Linked DNA regions of Homo sapiens: region 2 is linked to region 1. A link is a loop called in an ENCODE intact Hi-C map of the cell type or tissue named here. Cell type or tissue: sigmoid colon. All regions are shown on one strand. Each heading gives the region's core, and the rest is flanking DNA. Links, peaks and the distances in the headings are about the cores only.

What was found. A loop is a pair of places that touch in the nucleus more often than their neighbours do. Peaks named below come from ENCODE experiments on the same cell type or tissue, not always from the same donor. Only the 100,000 strongest peaks of a DNase experiment are listed, where the experiment ranks them.
Region 2: a loop joins it to region 1, with 2.2 times the contacts of the local background. A loop is called at or near these places in 2 of 110 quality-filtered maps.

The regions. Positions count from the first base shown.
Region 1 is chr6:161,156,444-161,172,252 of GRCh38, reverse strand. AGPAT4 (1-acylglycerol-3-phosphate O-acyltransferase 4) reads left to right here. Exons shown (of 9, transcript NM_020133.3): 3 at 5,836-6,005. AGPAT4-IT1 (AGPAT4 intronic transcript 1) reads left to right here and starts at 10,271. Exons shown (of 1, transcript NR_024277.1): 1 at 10,271-12,139. RefSeq lists enhancers at 1,631-1,740, 5,691-6,400, 9,823-10,323, 11,011-11,569, 12,975-13,474 and 3 more. In sigmoid colon, for the core only: no CTCF peak of the experiment used is centred there; no DNase peak of the experiment used is centred there.
Region 2 is chr6:161,250,428-161,266,236 of GRCh38, reverse strand. All of the region lies in intron 1 of AGPAT4 (1-acylglycerol-3-phosphate O-acyltransferase 4), which reads left to right. Among named protein-coding and RNA genes, the nearest start is that of AGPAT4, 16 kb to the left of the region's middle. In sigmoid colon, for the core only: no CTCF peak of the experiment used is centred there; a DNase peak (open chromatin) is centred at 8,306; H3K4me3 peaks cover 821 bases.

The DNA.
Region 1 (15,809 bases), core at 4,979-12,978:
TCCTTCCTCCTTGCACTTCTCGCACTGAGGGTTCCTCTTAGTGCAGGTCATTTACAGCTTCTGGGCTTTTCTCTAGGAGGTCATAAGTCCTTCCCTCTTTCCTCTTCTCCTGTTTTTATTCTGATTTGATGCATTGTTTTCATTCCCAGATATACTATTTTTCAATTAACTACCAAATGGCTCCAATTCTTATGAAGTTAAAGCCTTGGTTGCTTTTTCTGGTTGTTTAATATGTGTTAGTTTGGATGCCTAGACAAGAAGGTAAATATTTCAGGGATGCTATGTTCTGAATGTGTCCCCCAGAGTTCATGTGTTGGAAACTTTTGGTTTTTTGTTTTTTGTTTTTTGTTTTTGAGATGGAGTCTTGCTCTGTCACCCAGGCTGGAGTGCAGTGGTGCGATCTTGGCTCACTGCAAGTGCAGCCTCCTGGGTTCATGCCATTCTCCTGCCTCAGACTCCCGAGTAGCTGGGACTACAGGTGCCTGCCACCACGCCCAGCTAATTTTTTTTTTTTTTTTTGTATTTTTAGTAGAGACAGGGTTTCACTGTGTTAGCCAGGATGGTCTCGATCTCCTGACCTTGTGATCTGCCTGCCTTGGCCTTCCAAAGTGCTGGAATTACAGGCATGAGCCACCATGTGCGGCTGGAAATTTAATTCCCAATGCAACAGTGTTGAGATGTGGGGCCTTTAAGAGGTGATTAGGTCATGAGGGCTTTGCCCTTGTTAATGCCATTATTTCAGGAGTGGGTCAGTGGGTTCCTGCTAAGTGGATGAGTTCAGCCGCTTTCCCTTATTTCTCTCACTTGAGTACATGCTTGCTTGCCCTTCTGCCTTCTGCCTTCCCCTATGGGATGACACAGCAAGAAGGACCTTGCCAGATGCAGCCCTCTTGACTTTGGACTTCCCAGCCTCCAGAACTATAAGAAATAAATCTCTGTTCTTTGTAAATTGCCCAGTCTCAACTATTCTGTTACAGCAGCATAAAATGGACTAAGACAAACAGCAAATACCTTATCTTTGCTTCTCTTAGATTTACCCTCGTAGGGCTCCTGGCATTGTAACGCTAGTTACAGGATTGCAACCTGAAACTCTCAACAGGTGATTTTCCCTTAACTAAACAACAGAAAGCCCTGCTTTCTCACAAGCATCTCTGTTGTGCAGCACCTGCTGATAGCTTCTGGTCGGGATGGATTGCTCAGGTGCCCACTGGTAACTTTCTGAGTTAAATTGGAGGTTCTAAATAATATGTCCTTTGAAAGGAGGTGACACTGCCCTTTCCATGGAGTGAGCGTACAGGGACAGAATCTTGTGGGAAGAGAACGAGATGGAGCAATTCCAAGATCTGCAGCCACTGTGAACTGATGGTGAGAGTGGAAGGACAGGCTGAACGTACTTGAAATGCTGCATGCCCTGAGCCCTGAGCAGTTAGAAAGCCCTGGCATTTGATGCATGATGGTAAAAAGAGGCATCTAATTTGAATGACAGACATCCCACCTCAAATGGAAGCAGCTCCTGTAGGGCTCTTCAGCACAAGAAGGGGCTGCCAGGTGGAGCTGGCTGTGCAGCTGTAGAGAGAAGGCTCTGGCTGATAGCATTGAAAGCAACCACACAGGAGAGGAAATGAAACCTAAATTCATGGAGATATTTGTAAGTCATGTGCAGTATATTTACATAAGAACATCCAACTAAAACATCAGCTGGTAAGCCATTCAACTAAAGGCAAAGCTTTTTGAGTATATGTGTATGTGTGTGTGTGTGTGTGTGTGTGTGTGTGTGTGCGCGCGCGCACGTGTGCACGCGCATGTGTATAAATGCCTAGGGGAAAAAACTATAAGACTATTTTCCAAACTGTTCATAATGGTTAACCTTGGAGAAGGGAGGGAGGTTGGGGCGGTAAAGAGGAAGTGTCTCTCGGTCAGGGTTCAATAAGAAGCTAAACCACTGGGAGATATGTAGACATCATCTCATTGGCCTTATTCAGCTGTGGGGGCTTGTTTAGCAGTCTCTGTAGGGAAGTTGTATCTGCATGTGATGCTGGAGCTTGCAGTCCACAGGGCAGGCGGTCAGGAAGGGGCGATGGATATAAACTGGGAGAGATCAAGATGTTGGAACCACCAAGCACAAGCGGGAGCCTCATGAGAATGGGCTAAAACTTGCATCAGTTCTTTTGCATCTGGCATTGATGGTGTGGATGTCCTGCAGAAGCTGGGATCTTGGTCACAGAGCAAAATACAACCACCTGGCCTGGGATTCAGAGAAGCTGGCGGGGATCCAGGGGAAGGAGGAGCAGTAGCAGGCCTAGCCGCTGCTTTGTGCTGAAGACGTGAATCAGCAGATCAGCAAAAACATGTGTGACCTACAAAATGGTGGTATTTCCTTTCCACCTTGCAAACCTCCCAAGAGTGTCTCTTGTGGTGCCCTCTAACCAGAAATATACAAGAAAGGGAAGTTTGGGAAATGTAGTCCAGGCCAGCGTAACACATCCTGAAGCTAGTTAGAGGAATTTTATATTTTCTTGTACATACTTCTGGGTTGTTTGAATCATTTTACAATGTGACTGTATAAATGTGTTTCTGTGAATTAAAAAAGAAGTGAAATCATTTGATTAAGAAAATGGGCTAGTCGTGGTGGCTCATGCCTATAATCCCAGCACTTTGGGAGGCCAAGGTGGAAGGATTGCTTGAACCCAGGAGGTTGAGGCTGCGGTGAGCTATGTATGATTGGGCCACTGCACTCCAGCCTGGATGACAGAGTGACACACCATCTCAAAAAAAAGAAAGGAAAAAACAAAAAAGGGAAATCAAGCTCTTTTATCCAGTGAGGTTCAGAGTTTAGTTGTCTAGTGAGCAGCCTGCTGAGGTGAGTGGGAAATTTGGTCTTCCCCCACCTGGTCCCAGCACCATCCCCTCTCGCTGTGCTGATGTAGTCACCCGCTAACTGGCCTCCCTATTCCAGTCTGTTCTTGTTTCAATCAGAGTGATTTTTTTTTCAGATGCAAATTGGATGTTGGTGTGTGTCTATTTAAAAATGCTCCAGTGGTTTTTATATTGCCTTTAGAATGAAATCATAAATCATAACTCCTTACTCTGGTAACCCAGAAGTCTCTGTGATGTTCTCTCTCTGGGTTTCTCTCCATCTGCCTCTGTCTCCTCCCCACCCTTCCTCTCCCCTTCAGTGGTCACAGAGCCTTTGTGTGTGATAAAATTATCAGGCATATAATAGTAATTAAAAAGCTGTCCATTTATTGATTGCCTGCTATGCCCCATGTCATGCTAGGTGCCTTGAGTCCATGCTCTTATTTAATATCCACAGCATCTCTAACGGCATTTACCTGTCCCTACTTTACAGAGAAGGGGGACATTGAGAAACATGCCAGAAGTCTCACAACTAGTAAGTGGCTCCACCGGGATCGGAGCCTGGATGTGTCTGACTCCCAAATCCATGAAGACAATATTCAGCAGCCATCCTATTAGCAGGCCTTTCTCCTTTCCCTGTCATGTTGTTTTGTGGTTGTGTAGCTGTCTTTTCCCTGGACAGTAAGCTGGAGGGGTGCCAGGATCTGATCTAATGTTTAATCATCTCCTGTATCTCGCAGAGTGCTTGAACGCATTAGGTAATCACGCGGCATTTGTTGAAAGCATCCATGTGCCAGGCTCTTGCTGAGTCTTGGAGTCGAGGCTAAGGTCGGGGTGAACCAAACAGTACAGTTGCTGTCTCGTGGCGCCCGTGCTCTATAGTAGGGGAGAGAACCTCACGCTGTGGTCACAGCTGTGATAGGGCTGTGGAGGGTACTGGGGAACATGTGAGTGGGGTAGGGGGCGGTGAGAGTGGCCTTAGGCAGGAAGGAGTCCCACAGAGAGGCATTTGGCCTGTGACACAAACGAAATGTGAGTCTCTTGGAAGCATCAGCTTTGTCTCCCTGACTCCCTGTGGAGTTGTGCTTTGGTGCTTATCTGTGGCCTTTGGCCAGTAATGGAGTAGATTGATCCTTCCCATCCTCGGGCTTGGAAAAACTCAGCCCAGCACTACAGGCATCTTCGTGCCCCATGGTAACAAATTGTCCCTCTGTCCCTTTGTCAGGCTGCCCTGCCAGGCTGCATGTTGTTACCCTAGCCCCCCACCCCACCACCGCCTTCCTGCCCCCACAACCAACTCCCAGGATGCGTCACTATTCCTTGACTTGTGCTTCTGGTTCCAGCAATGCTATGGCCTGGTGGGACAACTGAATGGGAGCTTGATATTTTCTCAGTTCCTAGAAATAGGTAGACACTTTTTATTGTTCATTTCTGGAGAAGGAAGGGGAGTGGTTTTCGTCGTTTTTAAGGAGACTGATAGCTTCAGTTTGCTGGGAACTTACAATGTGCTCTACGCTGAGCACATACTATGTGTTAGGTGCTTTATGTTCACAGAACCCTTTGGGGCAACCCCATTCCAAAGATGAAGGCACTGTCGTGTTAGGAGGTTAATTTGTCCAAAGTCCCGCAGTGCTCACTGCGTAAAAACTGGACTGTGATGCCTTCTAGAGGGCTCTGGTGCTCCACATCAAGCCTCCAGCTTCCAGCCTGGAGGAGAAAAGTTTCCAAGGACAGCCGCTTGAGCTACAACACTAGGCTTACTGGAGTCAAGGCCAAATCCACCTGCCTGTAGGGTAGGGATGGGGTGGGGAGGGAGTGAGTCCTCTGCTGCATGCATGCTTCACTAACGAGTGATTAAAAATGGGGGGCACATGGCCCAGTGCAGTGGCTCACGCCTGTAATCCCAGCACTTTAGGAGGCTGAGGTAGGAGGATTGCTTGAACCCAGGAGTCTACCCAGTAGGCAGCATGGCAAAACTGCGTCTTTACAAAAAATACAAAAAAATTAGCTGGGCATGGTGGTGCACACCTGTAGTCCCAGCTACTCAGGAGGCTGAGGTAGGAGGATCACTTGAGCCTGGGAGGTTGAGGCTGCAGTGAGCCGTGATCACACCACTACACTTAGCCTGGGTGACAGAGCAAGACTCCATCTCAAAAGAAAGGGGGAGGAGGCACAACCCTCGCAGAGCACTCAGGCGCCCACCCCTACTGAACACCGTCAACTTCAAGAGTCCATTTCAAAGTCCATCACCCACATTCAACTGTTTTTCTGGACAGTTTCTACCCTAGAGGCTTTTCCTGAGCCTGCCAGATTGGGAATAGGTTCCCTGGATGGGAGGCATCACTGAAGAATAAACTGCAAGTGGTCATGATTGCCTGAAGAAAGAATCTTTTTCTTTTCACAAGCCCCTACAAAGACTATTTCAATAGTTCTCTTCAGACCTGCTGTGGGCTGACTCTCACTCCCGCTGCCCTGCAGGTGCTGGGGCTCCTGCGGCTGGATCTGCCGTTCTCCATTCTTCCCCTGCCCTCAAGTGTCAGAAATGGGAGAGGAAAGTTGGGTATTTAATATTCTTTGATGGAGTTTATAAGTATCCCAATTAGTCATTTTCCAGGATATTAAGAATTCTATACCTCATCTCACGCTGCCTTTCAGAGCTCTGTAAACACAAGGGCATGAATTCTTGACGGATTCTGGCTTTCTGATTTATTTTCCCCCAAGATACTTAATCAAGGAGTAAGTCATTTACCTTCTCCAAGTATCCTTCTCTTCTTCCCTGGAGAATGTTGTGAAGTCTTTCTCGTGTTTCCTTCCGCTTCTGAACCCTTTCAAGGACCAAGGTCTGTGCTGCAACGATCCAGAACTTTGCCCGTAGAAGTTGCTTTCTCCCCTAGCTGGGAGGGCAGAGCCCTGCTCTCAGCAGGGCTCCCAGGACAAGGCTGCATGTAGTAAACATCTGTCTGTTGTGGTTTGTTCCAGAGCTGGTGATGCTGCTGGAGTGGTGGTCGGGCACGGAATGCACCATCTTCACGGACCCGCGCGCCTACCTCAAGTATGGGAAGGAAAATGCCATCGTGGTTCTCAACCACAAGTTTGAAATTGACTTTCTGTGTGGCTGGAGCCTGTCCGAACGCTTTGGGCTGTTAGGGGTAAGTCAGAAGTGCATTCCCCCCTGCCTCACACATTTCTCTGGTTCAGCCCCACCACTTGTCTTTTTGCTCCTGGTCATTCAGAACTTGCAGAAGAATCAACAGAGTTTCTACTTGATGAAATGGTCCTAATAAACTGCTTTTTATTCTTGCTGGGAGTCAGTCTTAACAGCTTCTTATGGGCAATCATAAGAGGTACTCAACAATTGCTACCTGCCGGCCATTTTACATATGATTCATTTATTTAATCCTTACAGCAACATGAATAGATGATGTGCCACACTCCATTTTTTAAAAACTAAGTTATATAGAGCTTAATATTCGGCTCAGAGTCACACAGCTGTAATTAGATTTGGATTTCACTCCCATCCATATTTCTTAATTCCATGCTCTACTGCCTCCTTGGCTAACAGGCAGACATCACCTCTGCATTTTGATCGTTGAAGGCTTAAGAACTTTGAGTCCATAAGTGAGAGAGTGAACTGCAAAATTCAGAATTATTCTGAAATTCTGTTTTTTTTTTTTCCCAACTAGTTTGACCTCTTGCACGTAGCTTGCATGCCTTTGGAACTGGGTCTCTTCAGTTGACTTTTGTCGTCTTCAACACACTGCAGCGTGTAGCGGTTGAGCCTGTGTCACATAGCTGAATCAGAGTCATCTGCGGTACTCAGGTATTCCGTAGGAATCACAGTGTACACAGTGTACATTGGTCTGGGGCTAGGAAAGGTCCTAAGAGTTTGCACCAGAACTTAGAGATCAGGTTTTGCACCTGGGAACAATGCCCTGTAGAACAGATACGGGGGCTGCTGAAATCACCTTGCTTTTTGGTAGCCCCTGAAGACAAAATCGTGGTGTTTAGAATATAGAAGATTGGAGACAGAGGCTATCAGGCCATGGAGGACATAGGGAACTAGACGGGTCTGGTTCCTGGAGGCAGATGAAGATAGCCTCCTGCCCACTGTTTTCTCCTTTTGTTTTCCTATTTATTCTCCCAGTGCTAACTTGATATCTTCTTGTGTGTACACGTGTGTGTGTGTGCAAATATATTTCTAGGAACAAGAGCAAACATTCTAGTAACTATCATTCTCTGATGTGGAGAACTTGGGCAGAGATCTGAGTTACAGCTTTGTGGATTTATTCTCTCTGATGAGAGATCGCCCCTTAGAATGTCATGGTCCTAACCCCGTCATGGATACCAGGGGTGAATGGCAGGGTTCTTCTCCTGCCCAGGAGGAAGGGTATGGGGAGCCGGTGCATCTTGACTGTCAGGTCACCTGTCTTACCACCTTTACAGCTAGGCTTTCTGAGGTGCCAGCGTCTCCTGGAATTCAAACTGTAGTTTAGAGGCAGCTGGTGATTTTCCAGGCTTTGTAAGTACTTTCTGGTAGTGTTCATGCTTAGAATGTGCAAACATTCATAATTCGTGGACCAGGAGTCTCTGAGGTAGAGCAGAAGGCCCATTGAACTTGGGGGTGCCTTCCAATCCCTGCTTGCCCCTTGGTGGCATTACACCCACGAGCTCACTCCGTGTGCTGTTCACCTTATTTCCGTAATTTCTAATCCTTAGGATATTATTATCCACATTTTATAAATAAACCCCCAGAGCCTCAGTTTGGCTGAGTGATTTGCCCGAGGACAATAGCTCCTAAGTCTGCTTTCAAAGCTTCTGCTCTTTCCCCTGGAAGATGTTGGGGGCACAAAAGCAGGGGCCCTGGGGCCCAAGACCTGCTCCAGAAACAGGACCCTGACCATCCTAAAACGACCCAGACCAGCTGCAGTAAGGACCAGGCTTCTAATACCTTCCTGGCTCGTGATGTGCAAAGGCCTCATTCGAGGGGTGCAAGTCACCCGCACCTTCATGGGGTTGGGGATGGAGTTGCAGGAGCTGGCAGAGCAGGGTCATGCACAGAGATGCTGGAGAAGCACCCAGATGCCCAGCACTAGCAGGCACGGGGACAGGCACAGATGAGGGAGAAGGTGAGCCCCACAACACATGCAGGGAGGGACCCAGGTCCAGAGAGAGGACATAGCCCCCAGACGGGAAGAGACATTCACGGAGCGGGAATTTAATCTCAGCACCGTTTAGGGTTTTGCTCCCAAAGGCTTCCGAATCCATGATCACTTTACAACTCTGAGCATAAGGGCGGGAGCGCTGATGGCGGGAAAGCAAGTCAACAGCACGCCCATCCCACCTGCAGCATAGGGACCGCACCTCCCCTTGATTTCATCGGTGATATTCTATTTATAGGACTTCACTCATTACTGTGAACACCCAAACAACTAATGCTGTGTGTAAGGGGGTCTGCGCCCTGCCACTGATGGTGGAGACTGTGCTTAGGATTAGAGTCTTCGGGGGCTCCACTTACAGGTGAAATAGGCAGGTCTGGGAGCCTGGGGCCAGGGCGATGCCTCTTCTCTTCTCACTGGAAGTTTGGGAGCCTTGCTCAGTGGGGGCCTTGGGTTTTCTGGATTCTTGCTAAAGTGCTTCCTTAAGCCCTGAGTCCTCTCTTCTCCAAACACCACAGAAACAGCCAGTGCCATTGTTATGCACATTCTCACAAAGCAAGGAGCTAGAGAGAGCAGGTGCCAGGAGAGGACTGAGTGGGGCAGGCACATGGCAGGCACTGGCTGGGGCGGATGGGAGCTGCCAGCCTGTACCCTCCCAGGGAACCCCCTCCCCATGTCACAGGGAACAGCTTTGCCATCTACTGGAGAGCTGTGGCCCATGACGGTGGGTGAGATGGCTGGTGCTCATCTCTGCCACCCTGGAAGGGGGTAAAGAACGGCATTGCCTTATATTCATTGTTCAGCAACATCTTTTGTCTTTAATGACCTTCAGAAAAAAAAAACAACCTCATTCATCTCTCTGTTTTTTCTTAAATAACACATGATGTTGGGATCCTTCTGGAGTCTGTGGAATTTGCTTTTTAAAGAGGAAAGGAACAGAAGAAGGTTCCTGACCAGGCATTTTTCATCCTCACCTATCACAGTCCAAGAGGAAATGAGTTTAAATTGAAGTCAATGAAATTTGCAGAAATTCACGAAGGTGGCATTTTTAAATGTAAAATTGGTCTTTTTGGGGAAAGTAATGGAATTGTCTTTTTAACAAAGAGGCTTTCAACCTTTTAAATGTACTCAAGATCCCATGAGGCCACTGCTCATTGCAGTGCCTGTCCCCAGAGGCTCTGGTTCTCCTGGGAGCCAGTGCTTCCTGGCATGTGCCAGGGCTCTGAAGGCTTTGGTTGATCTTGGAGTCACACGCTGAACCTTGCCTCCCTGGAGATGAGAGTGACACGCAGTCAGCTGGGGCACAGGTCACTAAGGTGCCCAACAAACCGTGGTGTGCAAGCGCAGGTCAGGTTCCTGAGGCTTCACGTCCCCATTTGCTTATCTTTTTCCCTTAGCAGGTCCCGGCTGGTTGCATAAGAGCATGATCGTTCAGTGTCTGGGTAGCGCCAGGCCCTGGCAAGCACACCATGAGCAGCAGCTATTATTATATTATCAATATTTATCTGCCGGGCCAACTGGGATATTTGTCTTCAGATCCTTAAAGAAGCCATGTGGATTAGTTATCCATGGCAGCGTGATGAGACCCAAAACATAGCGGCTTAAAACAACAAGCGTGTCATAAAGGTCCCCTGCCTATGTGGTCAGGAATCCAGGTGCAGCTGAGCGGGGGATCTGGCAGGGTCTCTCGGGAGGGGCTTGTGTGTGATCTGCCTCCAAGCTTGCTCACGGGTTTGCTGCCCGGCCTCCATCCCTCGCCACACAGGCTTGTTTTAAAACACAGTGTTTCCCGGAATATGGCAACTGCACCCCTGAGGTTGAGCCATGCAAGAGAGAGAGAGCGGGCGCCCGGGGCAGGAGCCATGAAGCTTCTGTAACCGGGACCCGGGAGAGACCTCCCATCCTTTCTATCCATACTGTTGGTTGGAAGTGGATCAGTAAGCACCGCCCGTGCCCCAGGGATGTGGGGTAGGGTGTGCAGGGGCGTGGGTGCCAGGAGGCCAGGATCACAGGGCCCCTTGGCGGCTGCCCACCCCACGGTGACATGACATTTGGTCTGAGACCTTCCCTTGCCCTCTTAGTAAATATGTAATACAGCTGGGCCTGAACACAGATTGAGATGTTGCATTTCTGGCCTGGCACAGTGGCTCATGCCTGTAATTCCAGTGGTTTGGAAGGCCAAGATGGGAGGATGGCTTGAAGCCAGGAATTTGAGACCAGTCTGGGCAACACAGTGAGATCTCTGTCTCTATAAACATAAATCAATAAATAAAACAAATGAAAAATAGCAGCATTGCATTTCTTTGCACAGAGAAAGGTGAGAGGAGGAGAGTGGCATTATCCCTCCTAGGCAGAGTGCCTGTGCGTGAGGGCGCCCATAAAGCCCTGTGCTGCCTCTTTAAACGAAGGATTTTCGATCATGACAACGATAGCAATTGATATACCTTCAAAATACGTGTCCAGTGAGTGTTGATTGTGTGTGGTTTCTCTAGGAGACCGTGTTCATGCAACACAGCATTATTTCACCGCCTTTACCCCAGCTTCTTCATACACATGCACTTGTCAAGGGCTCTTTGGCTGAAGAGAAGTTAGAAGTTTCCAGATATGGAGGGGTATTTTCAGCAGATATGCCCACCGCCATGGTTTTGTCAGCTCTGTAGGGTGGTCTTGCACCCTGCTCACTGCTGGCATCACCTGAGCCTATGGCAGATACCCAGTGCTGCCCGCCACCATGTGAATTCATCAGCTCTGCAGGCACAGACCTTGCACTAGGAATGGGCTGGGACGCCACCCTCTGCCTCTTACCATTCACTGGGTTTGGCAAGTGTGCTGGGATCTGGAATCACATGGATGAGGAACCCGATAATGGTGACGACCGAGGTAGCAGGCGAACCACTGGCCAGGGCAGGAAGTGGGCAGCTCACGGGACTATGGCTGCACCGCGGGTTCATACCGACTACCATCCTGGAGGTGGGAGCGCATGCTCATCTGTAAAAGTCCGGTCCCACGTTGGACACACCGGGGTCTTCTTCTTTGTTGACCAGGATCCTCTGGCAGTGTCTTTAACAAGCCAGAGTCTGATCCCACCGCTCATAAAGCCAGGGTTGTTGAAAGCTTGGGGCTTCCTCCTCCTCTGTGCGCAGCCCTCAGCAAACGGTCACAGCCTGTGCTGTCTGCTGTACACCGACTTGGTATCATCCCATGAACTGTCCCCCTTTCGTGCTCTGTGCTTAGGGCCCTCTGATGCCCCATCTGCCTGTGCTTCCTGCAACTGTTTAGCAAGCACCTATTATCTATAGGGTGCTGGGGTGCTGGGCGAGGCCAATCGCTCCTATTACTTTCTGCCCTGGGGACGTCCTGTTTTCCCACCTACCCCTGTAACGCCTCTGCTCTGCCTTCCCATCTGCGGGGCTAACGCCATCCCACAAGGGCTGGGCTGTCCGTTCAGAAGAGAAACTGGGAAGGGGCCTTGAGGACCTGTGTCCAGGCAGGGTGGACAAGGGCTTTGTGCAGGGAGCTCCTCTCCCATCTTTGTGTCCTGACAGCCGTGACCGTGACCCCTCAAAGCAGAGCCAGTAGTGATCAGTATCCTGCTGCTTCAAGCCTGCACGGTCCTCTTCTCCTCTCCGCACATCTGCATGCCTGTCAAACCCAGAATAGTTTGGGGCCTGGTAAACAGAGGGAAGTTGGCTGGAGGAGGCCAGTCAGGAGTGCAAGAACCCCGCGTACTCTGTCCCACGTGGATAAAGTCTCTAATTCCAGTCTGAGGTGAATTCTTAGAGAGTGCTTTCATTTAATGTTTGCTTTATGCATTTCCCCTGCAGCTGTGACTAATTGTGGAACAGCATACATTTTGTTTTGAGACTCTCTTGAGATTTTTCTGGCAGTGTAAGGTCTACACCATTTTCCTCTCAGCATCAGAGAAGGCAGAAAGCAAGAGAAAGGAATGCAATGTGAGCAAGGCCAGGCACACTTGTGCTACTGCAGTTGGCAAGAATGGAGTCTAATCCCAGCACTTTGGGAGGCCGAGGCGGGTGGATCACCTGAGGTCAGGAATTTGAGACCAACCTGGCCAACATGTTGAAACCTCGTCTGTACTAAAAATACAAAAAAAAAAAAAAAAAAAAAAAAAAAAATTAGCTGGGTGTGGTGGCAGGTGTCTGTAATCCCAGCTACTCCACAGGCTGAGGTGGGAGAATCGCTTGAACCCTGGAGGCGGAGGTTGCAGTGAGCTGAGATTGCACCACTGCACTCCAGCCTGGGCAACAGAGCAAGACTCCATCTCAAAAAAAGAAAAAAAAAAGAAAAGCCAGGTTTGGTGGCTCACACCTGTAATCCCATCCCAGCACTTTGGGAGACCTGAAGGTCAGGAGTTCGAGACCAGACTAGCCAACATGGTGAAACCCCGTCTCTACTAACAATACAAAAAATTAGCCAGGCACGGTGGCAGGTGCCTGTAATCCCAGCTACTCCGGAGGCTGAGGCAGGAGAATCGCTTGAACCCGGGAGGCAGAGATTGCAGTGAGCTGAGATTGTGCCACTGCACTCCAGCCTGGGCAACAAGAGTGAAACTTCGTCTCAAAAAAAAGAGAATGGAGTCTCTCACCTTTTGATGAACACACACACACACGCACGCGTGCACACAAACTGATTCATTATTTTGAGCTCCAGTCTTTTCTGCATTTTGCTATAACTAGGGACAGATTTCAGAGATTCCAGGCCCATACCATCCTCTCTTGCACACACCTTTCTTGCCAGAAGGGGTCTGTACAACAACTTACTGGCAGAGTTTAGTGGCAGAAGTGGAACACAGAAACTGAAAGCTTTCTGCTTCTCCCTTCCCACTAGACTCTGGGCACCTCAAGGCCACAGGTAATCATAACCAGCATTGAGTTCTCGGCACCTGCATAATGCCTGGCATAGGGGGCTTCTTAATCAATACCTTTGCACAGACAGAGCAGCCTTGGGTTGAAGATTCCAATCTGATGCGCTTATGCACCATACATCAGAATGGAGGCTGTGCTATGGGGAGACTTGTGGGGACCCTGGAGTGATAGGGCTGGATGGCTTGTCTTGGCTCCAGGGAACTGAAACATTTGCTACAGTGGCTCCAGCTGGTAGTCAAGAAAACAGTCAAAGGACTCAAAGGCAGGCTGTTTAGCCTGCTTTATTGTTAAGGAACATCTCACCTGTTTTTGAAGTTCCACTTAAGATACCTCATTTTATATATTTAGTAGAAATAAATGACCTTGGCTCACTTGACTAACTGGTAACCCTACTGGGAAACCTTCATGAATGACTGGACGTTTGCAAACAAAGCTGGCCATAGAGCCTCAGCCCCTGAGGGGTTCCTTGCTGGTGTTAGTGGGGGTGGAGGCGGTGCAGGAGCAGGATACCCTGCTGCTCCCAGCCATGCTGCTCGCAGCACCGGGGTTTGGAATCTTCATCTGAAGCCTTGATGAGTAGCCATTTTGGAGAAAACCTTAACTAGAATGGCCTCATTCCGATCCCTTTTCACCCCAGAGGCTGTAGAGCTTCTGAAGGTCAGGGTCAGAGTACTGGGTCTCAGGCCCTCTCTGCGTCAGCTCTTCCCAACGTCCAGGGTCTCTGCAAGGGCTGGCCCACTTGCCAGAGATGCAGACCAGGTCATGGGGCTGGCTGCTTCCCTGAGCTGTGGGGAGCCTCAGGATGGGTCGCTCAACTAGATTAGCTCCAAGCACCTGCCCTAAGACAACTCTCTCTTTCACTCTCTCTCTCCATAGTGGTTTACTCCACGTGAAAATTTTAGATTGTCTAAATATGCTTGTATCTAGACAGATCTGTTGATACATCTAACTCATCAGTAAATCCTTTCACGTTGACCTGTGAAATAAATCCAGAATTGATGAAATTAGTATATTTTCTTGTACATTCTCTCTGAAAGCTGTTGGCATCACACATGGAAGCCTCTGAGTGGCCTGGGAAAGCCATGATAGTTATAGCCTATTGAACCTTTTGCCGGGGGAACTGTCAGTATGTCTTAATAGCAGTTTCTAGTCTCTTTGTCATAAGTGAGTTAACTTGGGCAACTGTCTGTGCACAGTGACTCTTCAGTTGTGCTTAAATAAATGTAATCTATTGTTGTTACTATTACGCTAAAGCATGGCAGAGAAAATGGGTTGAATAAGGAGGTGTTCAGATACTGCTTGCTCTGGGATGAAAATAATAGCTACAAGTTATTGAACGCCCATGTCAGAGTCTCAACTTTGTGCTTTTGTAGATGTTTCCATACATTATTCAGTCTTTACAGGGACACCAGGGAATATGTGTTGTCTTCCTCATCACACAGAGGGGAAACAGAAGCTCAGAAGGATTGGGTGTCTTGAGCACAGTTACACAGCTGGGTCGTGGTAGAGCCTGGTTAGAAACAGGACTGTCTCATTCCAGAGCTTTTCATGCAGCCCTGCCAGGGAAAGAGAATTGAGTGACATTTCTTCAGTTTGAAGAAGTAAAAGCTTCTACCTTAATATTTTAACATGTTTCTTACCAAACATAGTTAACATCAAAACCTAGACATATTGATAACATCCAAAATTTTAAGGCTGAAAGATGGATTAAGCCAGTATAAAGAAAGTTATGTCTCTTCTTTTCCCTTTGATCATCAAAAACACCTGTTACCCCAGCACTTTGGGAGGCCGAGGCAGGCAGATCACCTGAGGTCAGCAGTTAGAGACTAGCCTGGCCAACATGGTAAGACCCTGTGTCTACAAAAAATACTAAAATTAGCCAGGCATGGTGATGGGCACCTGTAATCCCAGCTACTCAGGAGGCTGAGACAGGAGAATCACTTGAACCTGGGAGGCGGAGGTTGCAGTGAGCCAAGATTGTGCCATTGCACTCCAGCCTGTGCGACAAGAGCAAAACTCTGTCTCAAAACAAAACAAAACTGTTTCTGACCCAGAGCCTCACTTATATTCCCAAAGCAGATGGCGAAAGCATGCTGATGTCAGCCCCTTCTTAAAAGTGACATTGTTACAGGGATACTGTGAAATATGTTTACAATAAAAAACTGGAAAATCTAACAAAATAAAAATCACTTGTAAATGACTGCCCAGTGCTGAGACCAGCTTGGTCAGGCAGACCCTAACCCAGCGGTGCTAGAGGAATTAAAGACACACAGAAATATAGAGATGTGAAGTGGGAAATCAGGGGTCTCACAGCCTTCAGAGCTGAGAGTCTTGAACAGAGATTTACCCACGTATTTATTAACAGCAAGCCAGTCATTAGCATTGTTTCTATAGATATTAAATTAACTGAAAGTATCCCTTATGGGAAACGAAGGGATGGGGTGAATTAAAGGAATAGGTTGGGCTAGTTAACTGCAGCAGGAGCATGTCCTTAAGGCACAGATTGCTCATGCTATTGTTTGTGGTTTAAGAACACCTTTAAGCGGTTTTCCGCCCTGGGCAGGCTAGGTGTTCCTTGCCCTCATTCTGGTAAACCCACAACCTTCCAGTGTGGGTGTTATGGCCATCATGAACATGTCACAGTGCTGCAGAGATTTTGTTTATGGCCAGTTTTGGGGCCAGTTTATGGCCAGATTTTGGGGGCCTGTTCCCAACAGCCCAGCAACAACTACTGTTGTTTTTCTCTGCTTTACTTTTTTCATAAAGTCATAATAATGCTATAGACTCACCTTTGTTCCAGATCTTTTAAAAATTTAGTATTATACAGTAAACCATTGCCTAGCCATTACACAGTCATAGAAAACAAGTTTTAGTGGCTCTAAATTAGGCTCTAATTAGTGGCTCTAAATTT
Region 2 (15,809 bases), core at 4,750-12,749, 94 kb before region 1:
CGATGTTGAGATTTTGGGCCCATTAATCCTTTATTGTGGAAGAGGCCAACCTGTGCAGAATCGGATGCTCAGCCACATTCCTGGCCTCTAACTGTTACATGCCAGGAGTAGTCACCCCACTCCTACTTGTGACAGCCAAAAATCCCCTAGAGGGACAAACTTGCCCACAGCTGAGAACCACTGCTTGAGGGGGAATTCCCGGCTCTGTCAGGTACACTCAGGAATCCGGTTGGTCCGATCAAAGCAAACCCATTTCTGAGGACTAATAGGGTCCTAACCAAAGTGGCAATTCATTAATTTAAATGAAGAAATACTTTACATGGGAATTGAAAAATAATAGTAAACCAACTTAAAAGTAGACACGTGGCCGTAAAGTATTCAAATATTTAGTGCTTTCTGCCCTGATAAGTCTGCGTGGGGGTCATGCTGGCACCAAGGCAGCCCGGTGCAGTGAGGAAATGGGCCAGGCTCGGTGGCCTGATAGGACCCCTTCCACACCCAGATCTGTGCAGACAGGCCCTCCTCGTTCCCCTCCCCACCCACCAGCTAAGGGAGCCTCCTTTTCCAAACCTCTCTGGAGTGAACAGATTAACATATCTCAAGAACAAATTGAGAGAGGCACTCACAAACCTGCTCCCACCTGGGGATTTCATTACTGTTTCCTTGACCTTCACAGTGAGTGCTGCGCCCCTGCAGTCCAGCAGTGGGTACTAATCCAGCACCCAGTCCAGCAGTGGGTACTAATCAGCACCCAGTCCAGCGGTGGGTACTAATCCAGCACCCAGTCCAGCGGTGGGTACTAGTCAGCACCCAGTCCAGCGGTGGGTACTAATCCAGCACCCAGTCCAGCGGTGGGTACTAGTCAGCACCCAGTCCAGCGGTGGGTACTAATCAGCACCCAGTCCAGCGGTGGGTACTAATCCAGCACCCAGTCCAGCGGTGGGTACTAATCAGCACCCAGTCCAGCGGTGGGTACTAATCCAGCACCCAGTCCAGCGGTGGGTACTAATCAGCACCCAGTCCAGCGGTGGGTACTAATCCAGCACCCAGTCCAGCGGTGGGTACTAATCAGCACCCAGTCCAGCGGTGGGTACTAATCCAGCACCCAGTCCAGCAGTGGGTACTAATCCACCACCCAGTCCAGCAGTGGGTACTAGTCCACCAACCAGGTCTCACTAGTATTAATTTGCCTCCTAGCATCCATCCCCACAGTTGCTGGTATTTCAAGCCTTTCTTTCCCTTTCCGTCCCTGGTGCTTCTCACTTACAGGAGGGGCCACCTTTACTTCCTTCCCAGGACCAGCACCCTGCCCTGCCTGAAGTTAGGCTTCAGCTCCCCAGCCCTGGGGGACTCTAGGGGTCCCATAACTAGTCCTGGGTGACCCTAGGGGTTCCATAACTGCTGTGTCCCTCCCTTTTATCTTCCCATCTCGCTTCTCCCTTCTCGCTTTCAGGCTCTCAAAGGTCAACAGAAGTGGGGTCAGTTATTCCAACTCCCCACCCAACTCCAGAATCCCCTTTCAGCGTTTCTTAGGGAGCCCGTGCATTCAGCCCGCAGGAATACAAAGAGGGAGCCGACCCTGCAAGTGCCTTTGAGGAGCCTGCTGCCCAGAGGGCAAGACGGAAGCCTCAGCGAGGGGTTCCCACGCAGTGGATAAGACTTGCAGGGCAGGGATGCGCGGGCACGCCAGGGGGACCACCTCACCACCCCTGCCCAGTCTGGGCTTCCTAAAATACTTCCTAGAGAAGAACAGCCCCCACGTTAGGTCTGGAAGTGGGGAGTATTGGTCCCAGTGTGCACGCTTCTCACGGAGTGCCAGAGACCAGAGGAGTGGGCCAGTGGGTGAGGTGGGACAGGGCAGGAGGCTGGAGTTTTCCTAGACCACAGAGGAATGAGGTGGGCTGGCGTGGCAGGAAGCAGAGAGAGGCTGAGCATCCTGCAGCTCTGGGAGGGGAGGCCCAGAAGAGGCACAGGTCTGAAAGCCAGGAGGGTTTGGTAACTTGTTGTATGGAGGGTGTCTTTGACGCCCTGAGATAGTAAATATAGGGAGAAAGAAGGTCACTTTCCAATCATATTCTTCCCAAATGGTCACTTATCATATTACACCTTATAAGGTGATCATTTATGTACTTTGTAATCAACATGTGTTACGCAGCACTTACTAGAAGCTGTCTGCTTTGTATAACACCTCATTTCAGCTTGCCCCCAGCCCTGTGGGTTGCCAATTATTTTCTCTAATCTAATTTGAAACTGAGGCACAGAGAGGTTAACTAACCCTCCCAAAGCCACAGAGCTAGCAATGCCTGAGCACACTGTGATTTTACTAAATATTGTAACAGAATTACATGGACTTGCATTTCATATTCTTGCCTTTCCTGAAATTTTCCTGAATTTTCTTTTAGGGTGAAAAGACTTCCCATTGTTTCAAAATGTGCAGAAACTTCCCATCACAGCCCCCCAAATCATGTGGAAATCTGGAAGTTACTTAAGACCAGATGATGTAATGAAGATGTTGTGGGGGTCACTGAAATCCTCATTTGGACTCCATCTCTAGAGGAATAATAGGGTTAAAGTTTGAGAGGAGGTCGGGGGAGAGGACCAGAGAGATATTTTAAATGTGCCTAATTCTTTTAATTATTTATATTCATTCCAATTTTTGCCACATTAGGACTTATCTCCTGCTTTCCATTCCTTCTGTCTTCCCCAATGGCTGAACTGTTGTCTTTTTCTTGTTTGTTTTTGTTTTTCGAGAGAGTCTCGCTCTGTTGTCCAGGCCAGAGTGCAGTGGCATGATCTTGGCTCACTGCAACTTCTGCCTCCCGGATTCAAGCAATTCTCCTGCCTGAGCCTCCCCAGTAACTGGGATTACAGGTGCCCGCCACCACACCCAGCTAATTTTTTGTATTTTTAGTAGAGACAGGGTTTCACCATGTTGGCCAGGCTGGGACTACAGGCATGAACTACTGCGCCCAGCCTGTTGTTTGTCTTTTTAAAGAGAGCCTGGTCTTCAGCAGCTTCTATATAGCTTTCCTCACCGGGGGAAATGCACCTTCCTTAAGCATCCAAGGTGGCTGGGAATCTTGGTGGTGGGGTGGGGTGGGGCAGGCAGGTGTGAGAAACACCCCGCCCACCGCCGCCGAGAATATGTCTGCCTTTGCTCTTTTTCCTTCTCTGTCTCTTCTGATGGTCTGATGGGTGGATGGAGGGTGGCTTGGGTCTGTCTCTTCTGCCTCTGGTCACTCGCCTTGGTGGGCCTTCCCTCGCTTTCTCTGGAATAGCCCAGGGCTTGCTTTGCTCCTCCTGGCCTCTCTTCCTCGGTCATTCCCTGCAGACAAGGACTGGCCACCTCAGCTCTCACGGCTCGCTGGCATCTTTCATCAGCACTGTTTATGACGTTATCCTCATGTTCTCCTAGAGGTTTTTTTCACTGGAGTTATCTTTTGAACTCAAAACAAAAGAGGCGTGTGAAATGTACCAGTTCAAGTCCCAAGAAGCTACCCAAAGGGTGCCCCTCACTATGAGGGTCTCACTCCCCCGTGGGACTGAAGAATAATCGGACCCAAACCTTCTGAGCAAAGGAAGAAGTGGGGTAGAGCTTGCAGTGGGTCAGAAGGGGAGAACTCAGCCCCTAAGAGCCCCAGTAAGCCTGTGTTTTTACAATAAGATGTGGAAGGAGGAACTCTAGGCTGGGGACTTTGCCCAGGGACAAGCAAACCAAGTTTTATTTGCTATGAGAGAATAATGAGGAGGGGGAAAAAAAAAAGGAATGAGCTAGTATAGAGCCAGCTGTGGAAGAGTTTGGGGTTTGGGGAGCTCACACACAGCAGTGGGAAGTAGCCCCTGTGTGGCAGGGACAGACGCGGCAGCTGGCCACCATGGCTGCAGCTCCATCACGCTTTTCAGGTCCTGGCAGCAGAGTCTAACCCATGTTCTCAACATTGCCTGCACATGAGGATCACCTAGGAAGCATTTTAAAAAGGACTTCCTGGGCCCCACCTTGGACCAACCAATTCAGGCTCATTTTTTTTTAAGTTCTATAAATGATTATGGGCTGAGAGGACTGGAACCTCAGGATAGAAGGAGGGTGGCTAGCCAGAAGAGGGTGACTTTGAAAAAAAAGAAACCCAGAGCCAGGGCCCAGGCTGTGGTGATGGCACAGTGATGATAATGATGACCACAGCGACATTTAAGATGATGTACCAGGCAAAGGTCTACGGATAATCCTCACCACCAGCCCTCGACTAGGAACTCTTCTTATCTCCATTTCACAGATGGGGAGCCTGGGGGTCAGCAGTCTTCCCAGGGCTGCACAGCTCATACAGGCAAACTGGGTCTCTGGCCCAGGAGCCCCTACCCAGGTGTGAAGGTCAATGCCTGTTCACTCTCCAGCCTCTTTGGATATGCAGCATTCACAGCTCTGTGCTAGGAAAATGCAGTCAGAAGCCGAAGGTCCACTCATAAAGAAAGAGAAAAGGAATAAAGAGGGCAAAACCAGGTGGAGGAAACCCCCTTACAAACATGTATTCCTAGAAAAGAGGTAGAGCTCAATTACTGACTTGTCCCATGTCAAATGTAGCTTACAAACACTACATGATTAGCTGGATTTGTGGAAGGTAAAATATCCCTCCGTTGGCTTTGTTAATGATGATGCCTTACCCGGTCTCAGGGTAGCAGCTACGTCCCTCTGACAGGTCCCATCATGAGTCAGCCGTGAGCCGGGCGTTTCCCTGGAGCAGTGTGGTGAATGTGACTGACCATTCAGTTCATTCATTCTATGGATATTTATTAACCACCTCTCATGCCAGGTCTGTGCTGGGAGCTGTGGATATGATGGTGAAAGACACTCAGCTCCTGAGGAAGCCTGCTTCGTGGGATGGCAGATATACACACGAAGGGAAATAGCACTTGTCAACGTCATGTGGCCCAGGACTGTGCCGGGTCTTTTCTGTTGTTTGTCTCATGGACTCGTGCAGTCAGTAAGTGGCCACATTCTGTGACAGTGAGCTTCATGGCTAATAGAGAAGGGGCCATGAGAAACAGGGAAAGATGCACCTGACTGTTCAGCGGGAGGCAGGGAGGAGAAGGAGCTGGCTTAAGCAGGGGTTGGAAGGATAAACACATGTTTGGCAAGTCAACAGTGGGAGAAAAGGGGGAGGGAAGGGCATCAGGCAGGTGGAACGGAATACACGAGCTCGGAGCACCAGAGTGAGCCCTGCTCAGGAAATTCTAGAAGGCGAAGACGTGGTTCAGTGTGCACTCCTCTAAGGAGATTTCCTGACCTCCTCATGGCCCTGCCTGGTGAAATCAGGTGTCCTAACCCTGACGTTTATTTATTTTTTCTTTTTTTTGAGACAGGCTCTCACTTTGTCACCCAGGCCGGAATGCAGTGGCTCAAACACAGCTCACTTCAACCTTGACCTCCCTGGCTCAAGTGAGCCACCTGCCTCAGCCCTCCCCAAGTAGCTGGGACTATGGGTGCACACCACCACACCCAGCTAATGTTTGTATTTTGTGTAGAGAGGGAGTTTTGCCATGTTGCCCAGGCTGAATCCTGTTTTTTTTTTTTTTTTTTTTTTTTTTTGAGACGTAGTCTCCTTTTGTGGCCCAGGCTGGAGTGCGGTGGCACAATCTTGGCTCACTGCAACCTCCGCCTCCCAGGTTCAAGTGATTCTCCTGCCTGCCTCAGCCTCCTGAGTAGCTAGGACTACAGGTGTGTGCCACCACGCCTGGTTAATTTTTAGTAGAGATGGGGTTTCACCATGTTGGCCAGGCTGAACTCAAACATCTGACCTCAAGTGATCCGCCTGCCTCAGCCTCCCAAAGTGCTGAGATTACAGGTGTGAGCCACTGTGCCAGGCCTGGCTTTTTATTTTCAAACCACGCTGCACATTCCAAGAGAGTAGCAGTTAGTCTTGGACTCTACAACTTGAATTTCTTATCTTGCTTTCCTGCAGTTTGACAAGCTCCTTGGGACTGGTCAGTGTTCATTCCCCAGGCTGGTTCTTTCATAAACGCTGTCTGCAGGAATGAAAGGCATCGCCTATGGAAAGGGCTAAGAGGAAGAGGACACTCCCATGTGCGGTGGGAGTAATGGCCCCTCCGTCTTCCTAGCAGTTCACTGAAGCCTGAAGCAGTGAGAGGCTGCTGGATCCCACTGTGCTTTTGTTAAAGCCCTGTCCCCACATGCTGTTCTTGGCTTGTTATAGTGGCACGCAGTTCACTTCCAGAGACTCCCCAGCCCCAAACACGTATAGCGCCAGGTGAATGGAAGTTTCCTCCAGTGCAACTCCTGGATGGGTCTGAGAAGGGAAGCAAGAACCAGGATGTGACTCAATGGTGAACTTACGACTCGGCCCTGGGGGTGCAGCGTGCACATAGATACCATGGAGCTAGGTGCTGACATTGTAAAAAGTGGACCCCTGTCCGGAAGACTTTCATTTTCTTTCGGCAGTTCTTAACTCTCTTCCTTGGTCACATTTGAGGAGTTGCCCTGTTGGTAAGCTCAAGGTGCCACTCAGCCAGAGAGTCCTCCTGGGCATGTGAACTGTGCGGTGACCTGGGACCCCACAGTTGGGGTAAGGCTCTGCTCTCCCTTGTTGAAATTCTTGATAGTTTTTGAAGAAGGAACCCCACATTCTCATTTTGACCAGGCCTGGCAAATGCTGTAGCCTTTCCTGCATTGAGTATAGAGTTAGTGAGTTTTCACACGTGCTGGTAGTGTGGCACATGTGTGAAAACTCACTAACTCTAGACTCAACCAACTCCAGACCGCCCTGCAAAAGACCGGGTGGCTCTACAAAAGTCCGTGATCACCAGCAACTCAAAGCATACGCGCTGCGGACAGCCAAGGTCATATTAGGACTATCTCAGTATAGAAAGGATGATTGGTGCTGTTAAAGCTTCAGGGGTGCAGAGGTCTGTTACATGGCATTGTGACCATAACTAAGAATAATGTGTATTTAAACATTACTAAAAGAATAGATTTTAAACTTTCTCATCATAAGAAAAATAAGTATGGGAAGTGATCGATACGTTAGCGAGCTTCATTTAATCATTTCACGGTGTAAACGTATATCATAACATTATGTTGTACACCATAAATATGTACAATTTTTATTTGTCAATTGAAAAGAATTTAAGGCCGGGTACCGTGGCTCACACCTGTAATCCCAGCACTTTGGGAGGCTGAGGCGGGAGGATCACTTGAGGTCAGGAGTTTGATACCAGCCTTGCCTGTATGATGAAACCCTGTCTCTACTAAAAATACAAAAAATTAGCTGGGCCTGGTGGCGGGCGCCTGTAATCCCAGCTACTTGGGAGGCTGAGGCATGAGAATCTCTTGAACCTGGGAGTGGGGGTTGCAGTGAGCCTAGATTGTGCCACTGCACTTCCAGCCTGGGCGATAGAGTGAGACTCATTCTCCAAAAAAAAAAAAAAATTAAATGCTTGTGGTAAAATAGTCCCCAAGTCTTTCACATCTAGCCATGTGATTAAACTTTCAACCAAGTCTTGCTACAACCTAGCTTGAGTAATGACTCTCTGTGGATGGTGTTTCTGTGTTTTTTGCGGGGAGTGGGGTGGGGAGGAGAAATAAGAACCATCTCCCAACATATATAGGTGGTGAAGTCCAAAGCTGAAGTTGCCCCAGATAAGAGAACTCTCCTGTTTTCTAGGACTGTGAGAGGTTATTGCTCTCTTGTGTCAATTTTAGTTGTGTTTTTTCTTTCTGTATTTTGCTTGTCTTATGATTCAAGACATGAACATAAATATACATTTGAAAATTTCCACCAAGAGGTGGAAAAGTTTATAGATTCAGAGAAGATAACTTTGTACAAAACAAAAGTCTAAAAATGGTTGTTGGATACTCTCAGGTATTTGGAGAATCTGCCAACCCGTTTGCAGGAAATTTGTTTTCAAATGGGAAAGGATAGAACAGCCTGAAGATGGGAGTGCAGTCATTTTGAGTTACTTCCGTTATTGCAGCCAAGGGAAGTCACTTTTTAGGGAAGACAATGGACGTAGAGTTTTCATCTCTGAACTGCCACTCTCAGTCTTTGAGGTCTCATGGAGGAAAAAAAGTGTCATAAGACTGGAGATAAGTAAAATTCCTTGTTTTTAAAAGTTGAGAAGTGTAAATACTAGAACTTTCATTCTGGCACGCAGGAGTTTTTTCCTTCCAAGTGTTTTAACGTAGGAAGTAATAAATGATCCCATGGAGCCAGGATGTGTGCGCCAAAACTAAATCATGTTGAGTTAACCTCACTTATTTCATTGGTACCGTTACTGGGTGAGTCAGTTGAGAAAGTGCCAGAGCAAGGGTGATCCTGTAAAGTAAACATTTGACAGACTGCGTCACCACATCCTTGTGTATATGATGGTGACCTGGGGATTGGGACCAGATGGGTTCATAGCTAATGGAACAACAGAATAAGCTTGTATTCACTTCCATATGAAATAGAAGGTGGGACTAACGCTGTCTTTCCTTTTTTTTTCTTCTCTTTCTCCTTCTTGTCCACATTCCTTTTTAATTTCCATGAAGAAAATTAATTTAAATTGACTTCTCATATTTCAAGAACCCTTTGATCATTTTTTTGATGTTGGATTTCAGCAGTTTTAAAAACTTCTGTCTTCATTTAATTTTTTAATGGCATTACTAAGATATAATTTACATACCATAAATTCACCCATTTTAAGTGTATAGTTCAATGAGTTTTGGTAAATTTGGCGTTGTGTAACCATCACCAAAATCCAGCTTAGAACGCCTCTCTCATCCCAAAAGTCTCCTCATGCCCACAGGATCCATCCTCACATGTGTCTGTAGCTCAGACAATCAGTGATCCAGTTTCTGTGTCTGTAATTTGGCCTTTGATAGGTATTGCCTATGAGTGGGATAATTCACTATGTATTGTTCTGTGTCTGGCTCTGTTCATTTAGCATAATATGCTTGAGATCCACCCGTGGCATGCATGGAGCCGGGACTGGTTCCTTCTTGTTAGTGGTCTTCCGTCCTGTGGCTGTACCATCTCTTGCTTCTTTATTCACCGGGTGATGGATATTTGGAACATTTTAGCATTCATCTAATTTTAAGTTTACTACTTTTATCCTGATCCAAAGTTCATGTTAGAAACAAGTGCTGTTTTCATTGCCACTTTCCCCCCATCTCCAACATCTCATTTAGGGCACAGGAAAATTCTTAGTAAGGACTTAGAGGAAAAGTGAAGACCTCTGCCTCCACGCCCACTGGCTAAGGTGGCTGGTCTGCAGGGAGCTCGCAACAGGCGTCTCCAACGTGATGCCAAAGGCTGACTTTTGGGAAAGTGGAAACTCTCCCAGACCTAAAACTGGAGAAAAGGCACATCCATTCTTGATGCCTGTCTTGTGGGCTTATTCGTCTCCTAGGCAGAATGCATGAAAATTTCAGTGTTGCCAAACTGATGAACCCATTTCTTTCCCTTCAATTATTTATCTCCCCACTGATTTCATTAATTAATGAAGCTTTTGGCAATCCACCAGATTTCTTTCGGGAACGCTCTTTGTCAGTGTCGACTGTGTACAGGCTGCAGGGACCGGGGGAGCCATCAGACGCCGTCTCTGCCTCCCGAGCCTGCTTCAGGGAGGACGTGTCAGCTCCGCTGTGTGGCTATCAGAGGAAGCTGGTTTCATAGCACGAGTGTCATGTCTGTCACGTATTTCAGCCCTGGAACTTCTCCCCACATTTCATGTGAACACAGCAAATGTGTTCATCCATGACACACGGCAGAGAGCAGCGCTGGTGGTGAGGAACATCAGCAGAGTGTTTAATCTCAGCTTTTCAAAGCAGCCTCACAGGAAGGAGAACAAAATATTTGATCCACCGAAGACTTTTCCCCAATCTTAGGCACAAAGCCTAATTCTTCTAGATGGTGGCGGTCGCTGCCGTCACCATGCGTGCCTGGGGTTGATTTCCTCTTGCCTGGGAAACTTAGGGTGTTAGCCAGGTTTTCGTATCCTTCCAGCTTTGCCCATTGCCTATACTCAGGATCCAGGGTAAGGGCCAGTCCTACTTAAGGACCAGTCTCCGAGATCATTTCAGTTGAGGGGGATCTGTTTTACTTCCTGCAAGTGCTGTGGTGGGCAGTAACATCCTGCCAACCGGCCTCGCCTGGACACCTTGCTCTGCCTGGGTGAGGGTGGAGTGGCTTTTTCCTGCAGGCTGAAACTCCCTGACTCCTTTCTGCAGCTCATTTCCTTCATCTAAACAGCATGTCCCTCTATGTGTTGACATGGCTGTGTGGACTGAAGGCTGACTCTGCTTATGTTTTGTCTTCTGTGGGGCCAGTGTTTTTTTCTTTGTTTTTACATACAGCTTTATTGAGATATAATTTATATACCATAAAATTCACCCATTGCAAGTGTGCAGTGCAATGGCTTTTTGTATATTCATGGTTGTGCGACCATCACCACTATCTACTTTGAGAGCATTTTTAGCACCTCAGAGAGAAACCGTACATATCAGCAGTCACTCCCCCATCCTGCCCCCTCCAGCCCTAGACAACCACAAGTTCACTTTCTGTCTCCATGCATTGGCCTAGTCCGAACCTTTCATATAAACCGAATCGTACCATATGTGGTGTTTTGTGACGGGTTTCTTTCATATAACATGTTTTTGAGGTTCATTCATGTTGTAGCATGTATCAGTAATTAATTTATTCTTTCTTGTGGCTGGAGAATATTCCATTTTATGGATATACTGTATTGTATTTATCCACGCATCAGTTGATGAACACTGGGGCTGTTTCGGCCTTTGGCTATCGAGAGCAACGCTGCCGTGAACGTGGGTGTACAAGATTTTGTGTGGATGTGTGTTTTCATTTCTCCTGAGTAGATTCCTAGGAGTAGAGTTTCTGGGTCATATGGTAATTCTAACATCAGAAGAACTACAGCTGGATGTGTTTCATTCACTTCCCAAAATCTTTTCTGAAGCGAAAGAAGCAATGGTATTTTGCAGAGGGGTCTCGGACTTTCAAATCCAAGTTCCTTTGCTCTTTGGACCTACGTCAAGCCATTATCATAGAGCTAATGAAGGAGAACTGGATGTGTGAGGTATTACAGGGAAAGATGAAGTAGCTGGGAGCAGGGCCCTGTGGTGGTGATGATCTGGAGTTTATCACAGGGAACCAGGGCCTGTCTAGACTTAGTGTATCTTTGCTTCAGAAGGGCTGTGTAACCGTATCTGGCTCTGCAATGGCCTCGGAACGATAAGAACAGCTTGCCGGGTGTGTTCTGCAGTTTGAGGCTTTTTCTTCGCGAAGTCAGGGCTGGCTTTTGTGAGCCCAGGCGCTGGATTTCTGGAGCTCTCCAGCCTTGCCAGGATTTGCTTTCTTAGAAACCAGGAAGTCCTTTGAAGACAATGATGTGAAACCCAAACACACTGGCTTTTAGTATTGAATCCATGTTTGTTCTCTAAATTGAGTCGGTATTTACAGATCTTTGAGAATTAAATGAATGTTAAAGCTTAGAACCAAGGATTAACAGAAGAAGTTGTAAGTAGCCTCAGTAAATCTAAGGATTTGCTAACCCATGCTGCTTTCCATGAGAAGGACTGAGTGGAATGGAAGCTGGAGGGTTTGTAAGAAGGCATTTTCTCCTCGATTTCCCAATACTTAGTTATTTCTTACTGTAAGCAGAGGAGTGAAAGGACATAAAGAACATGGCCGTGAGAAAAGATCACCAGGGCCACGCGGTAGAGGCTCTATAAATATTCGCTGAACGAGTTGCCTCTAAACGTATATATGTATATGAATCACTTAATATGTTTTAGTATTTCTAATTGTTCATCTTACTTTATGCCCTCAATAGTGTTATCAGTTAGGCTGATGTGAATGACAGGAAGAAGCTGAGGATCAGAGAAGGTAGGGACCTGAGCAGGTTAGTGACCAAAGAAAATAAGTCATGACTTCCCTGAGCCTCTATTTTCTTAGCTGTACAATGGGTCCACTAGTAAGTCACAGAGCTTTTTCAATATCAAGTGACATATGTTAACATACTCATGTGATCTTAAAAAATGCAGTAGAAAAGTTTTTCTTTTTTTAAAAAAAGTTAAATATATTGACCAAGTGGTTAATACTTTTGATAGAATAATTAGAAAATACAGAGAAGCATAAAGAAGAAAATGAGTATTTCCTATTATCTCACTAACCCCAAACATCCACCTGAAGTGTGAATTGTCCAACCATTTTAAAAAGCAATTTGTTAATATATAGTAAAATCAGAGGTGTGCATGTCAGAATGAGGCAGCAGTTCCAAGTCCAGTGTTCATTACTGCATTGTCTGTAGCACTGAAAACAAATTGGGAGTAATGTGAATGTCCGCCAGTATGGGAATAGATTAATTTTGGGGTAGTCATCCAAAGCAATACTCTTTGCAATTAAAATAACTAAAACTAGATATGTAACATTTCAAAATCGCAGTGTTGAATGTAGAAAGGAGCTCACGAAAGGATTCAGACATTATAAATTGCACATTGTTTGTGAATACATATGTTAAATAATACAGTAAAAGAATAAAAACATAGAAGGAAACATGAATTTCAATCTTGGGGGGTGCAATATATTTATTTATATTACAAATAAAATATTTATAATTTTTAAAATTTAAGTAGAGAGATACATATTATTTTTGCCTTTTAAAAGTTGGATCATATTGGCTGGGTGCGGTGGCTCATGCCTGTAATCCCAGCACTTTGGGAGGCTGAGGTGGGGGGAGCAAGAGGTCAGGAGATCGAGACCATACTGGCTAACACCGTGAAACCCCGTCTCTACTAAAAATACAAAAAATTAGCTGGGCATGGTGGCGGGTGCCTGTAGTCCCAGCTACTCGGGAGGCTGAGGCAGGAGAATGGCGTGAACCTGGGAGGTGGAGCTTGCAGTGAGCAGAGATTGCGCCACTGCACTCCAGCCTGGGCAACAGCGCAAGACTCCGTCTCAAAAAAAAAAAATTAAAAAAAGTTGGATCATATCATATACATTTTTTTTTCTTTTTTTTTGAGTTGGAGTCTAGCTCTGTTACCCAGGCTGGAGTGCAGTGGCTTAATCTTGGCTCACTGCAACCTCCACCTCCGGGGTTCAAGAGATTCTCCTGCCTCAGCCTCCTGAGTAGCTGGGATTACAGGTGCCCACCACCATGCCAGCTAATTTTTGTACTTTTAGTAGAGACGGGGTTTCACCGTATTGGCCAGGATGGTCTCGATCTCCTGACCTCATGATCTGCCTGCCTTGGCCTCTCAAAGTGCTGGGATTACAGACGTGAGCCACAGCTCCCAGACTCATATACATTTTTGTAGACTCTGTATTGTAAGCATCTTTGTGTCACTAAACACACTTCCTCATTGTTTTTCCTGACCCTCCTAAGTCGTTCTGTTCTGACTTAATTGTATTTTCTTTATTTTTGAGACAGAGTCTCACTGTGTCACCCAGGCTGGAATGCAGTGGCGTGATCTTGGCTCACTGCAGCCTCAACCTCCCAGGCTCAGGTGATCCTCCCACCTCAGCCTTCTGAGTGACTGGGACCACAGATGTGCACCACCATGACCAGCTTATTTTTGTATTTTTTGTCACCATGTTGCCGAGACCAATCTCCAACTCCTGGGCTCAAGAGATCTCCCGCCTTGGCCTTACAGAGTGCTGGGACTATAGGCGTGAGCTTCTGTGCCTGTCCAATTGTATTTTCAAAGAATTCTAGAAGAAGCAAAATTGCTGAATCTTCCTTTTCAGATTTTATAATTATTTTCTATTTATTCATTTATAATTGTTCACAATTTTTTCTAATTCATTTATAATATATTTGACCCTGAAGGAGCTCATAACCTAAAAGCAAAAGCAGAATTCAAGACACACAGAATTCATCTAGTTTATGAAGGAATTCCCCAAAGTTTGGGAATTCGCAACGTGAAACTTTTATTTACTTTTACCCAAAATAACCATGAATCAAGCAAATGTCTGGGTTGGAGAGAGGACTCTCCTATTACCACTGCAAGAAACGAGTCACTGACTGCCACCCACAACCCCATGTCAGAGGCCGTAGTTTTGTCAAAGGAAGGTGGTCTCGGGGCCTCTAGAGGCCTCGTTACACCCTCTACTGCTGCACACATTCCTGTTCTGGCACTTGAGTTATAACCATTAACCCACTTATGGAACTTAGTGTTCCATTATTGGAACGCTAAGCATGTGGGAATTATTTATATCCTCCTGCTCAAGGTCATCACCAAGGTCTGATTTTTCACTCATGCAAAAATTCAAAAAATTATACTCTCCAGCATAAATGGGTTAAGAAGATAATTACAATTCCCTACCATCATAGGCCTTCCATTCCCTAATCTGTAACAGGTAATGTATCCCTTTAGAAGAATCTAAATGGCTGCTCCCCCTCTCTGCTTTTGTTCCTCCTGCAGAAACTGCCCTATAGGTAGATTTGTAAACTATCAATGCCCTTATGTGTATCAAGAGCACGTCTCCCATGTTTGAATGGGAAACGTAAGGCCCGGGAAGTGGGCTTGGCATCCACCTGGCTCCCCTCATTCCCACCTGGGAATACGTTGGCACAAATGAACTTGCAGGAGCTCTCAGGCGCAGCTTCCATCCTCCCTGCGGGTCTTTAACCAGCGGCCGGACAGGCTGGTCTGTAATGCAGGGTAACGTTGTGCAGCCTCTGGGAGAGGAAGAGGAGATCAGGTGGAGAGGCCAAGAGAGCAAGGCCAAGGAAAGAGCTGGGGGCACACAAGCTTGGTGGAGCCCTCCTTTGTTCTGACCAGCTGAGTGACAGGCAGGTCACTTAACACTCTAGCTGTCAGCTTTCTCATCTATCAAAGGAATAGTTAGAGAATTGACCCCTACAGTTCAATTCATGTCTGTTTATTGGTATTCGATGTAGGAGAGACTGCATGGGAATCAATGAGGTAGAGAAGGATCTTTCAACAAATGCCTTGGATACAACTGGTTAGCTATTTGGAAATCCATTTAAATCTTCACAGAGGACTGTAACCAAAAATAAGTGTAAGATGGATTGAGTAGCTAAAAACAAAATTAACTATAGAAAAACTAGATAAAATGAGTGAACATTTATCAGTTTTCTGCAGGATAAGAAATAAGCGTAGAAGGAAGCCCTAAGTTTAAACATTATGAAAGAAATTACAGTTCTTACTTCATCGTAATTTAAACCTCCAATAAGCTAAGAATAAAAATAAACAAACTGAAAAAGTTGGTCACTCTAAATGGAATAGGCGAGATGTTATTCTATTTAAGAAAGCAATATGCAAGGGATAAAGGCACAATCAATAAAAAAGTCATGGAGGGGAAACAGCATTTAATAAATACTTTAAAACATGCAGCTTCATGGCCATTCAGAAATGCAGTTTAATGTAAGACTGTATAAAGATTTAATTTTGCTTTTCATTGTTTTTAAATGAGAATTCTTATTGCTGACAAACATGTAGTGAAATGGGTATTTATATATATTGCTAGTAAGAATATAAACAGCTACAAATATTTTGGCAATATTTGGCAATACAAGCAATTTGTCAATATTCACTAGGTACCTTAAAATGTTTGTTTCTGGAATGCAGAAATGTTGTTTCTGGGAATATATTGCAAAGAAATAACCCAAAATTCAGGAAAAAAAAAGGTTTGTGCCCAGAATTGCTAAACATTGCACTATTTATTCTTGAAAAAACACAAAGAAGCCTAAATATAATAATGAGGCAATTAGGTAATAATTATGATATGTCTAGTATAATTATGAGAAGGATATTTATATTCTAATATGGCAACTGAATA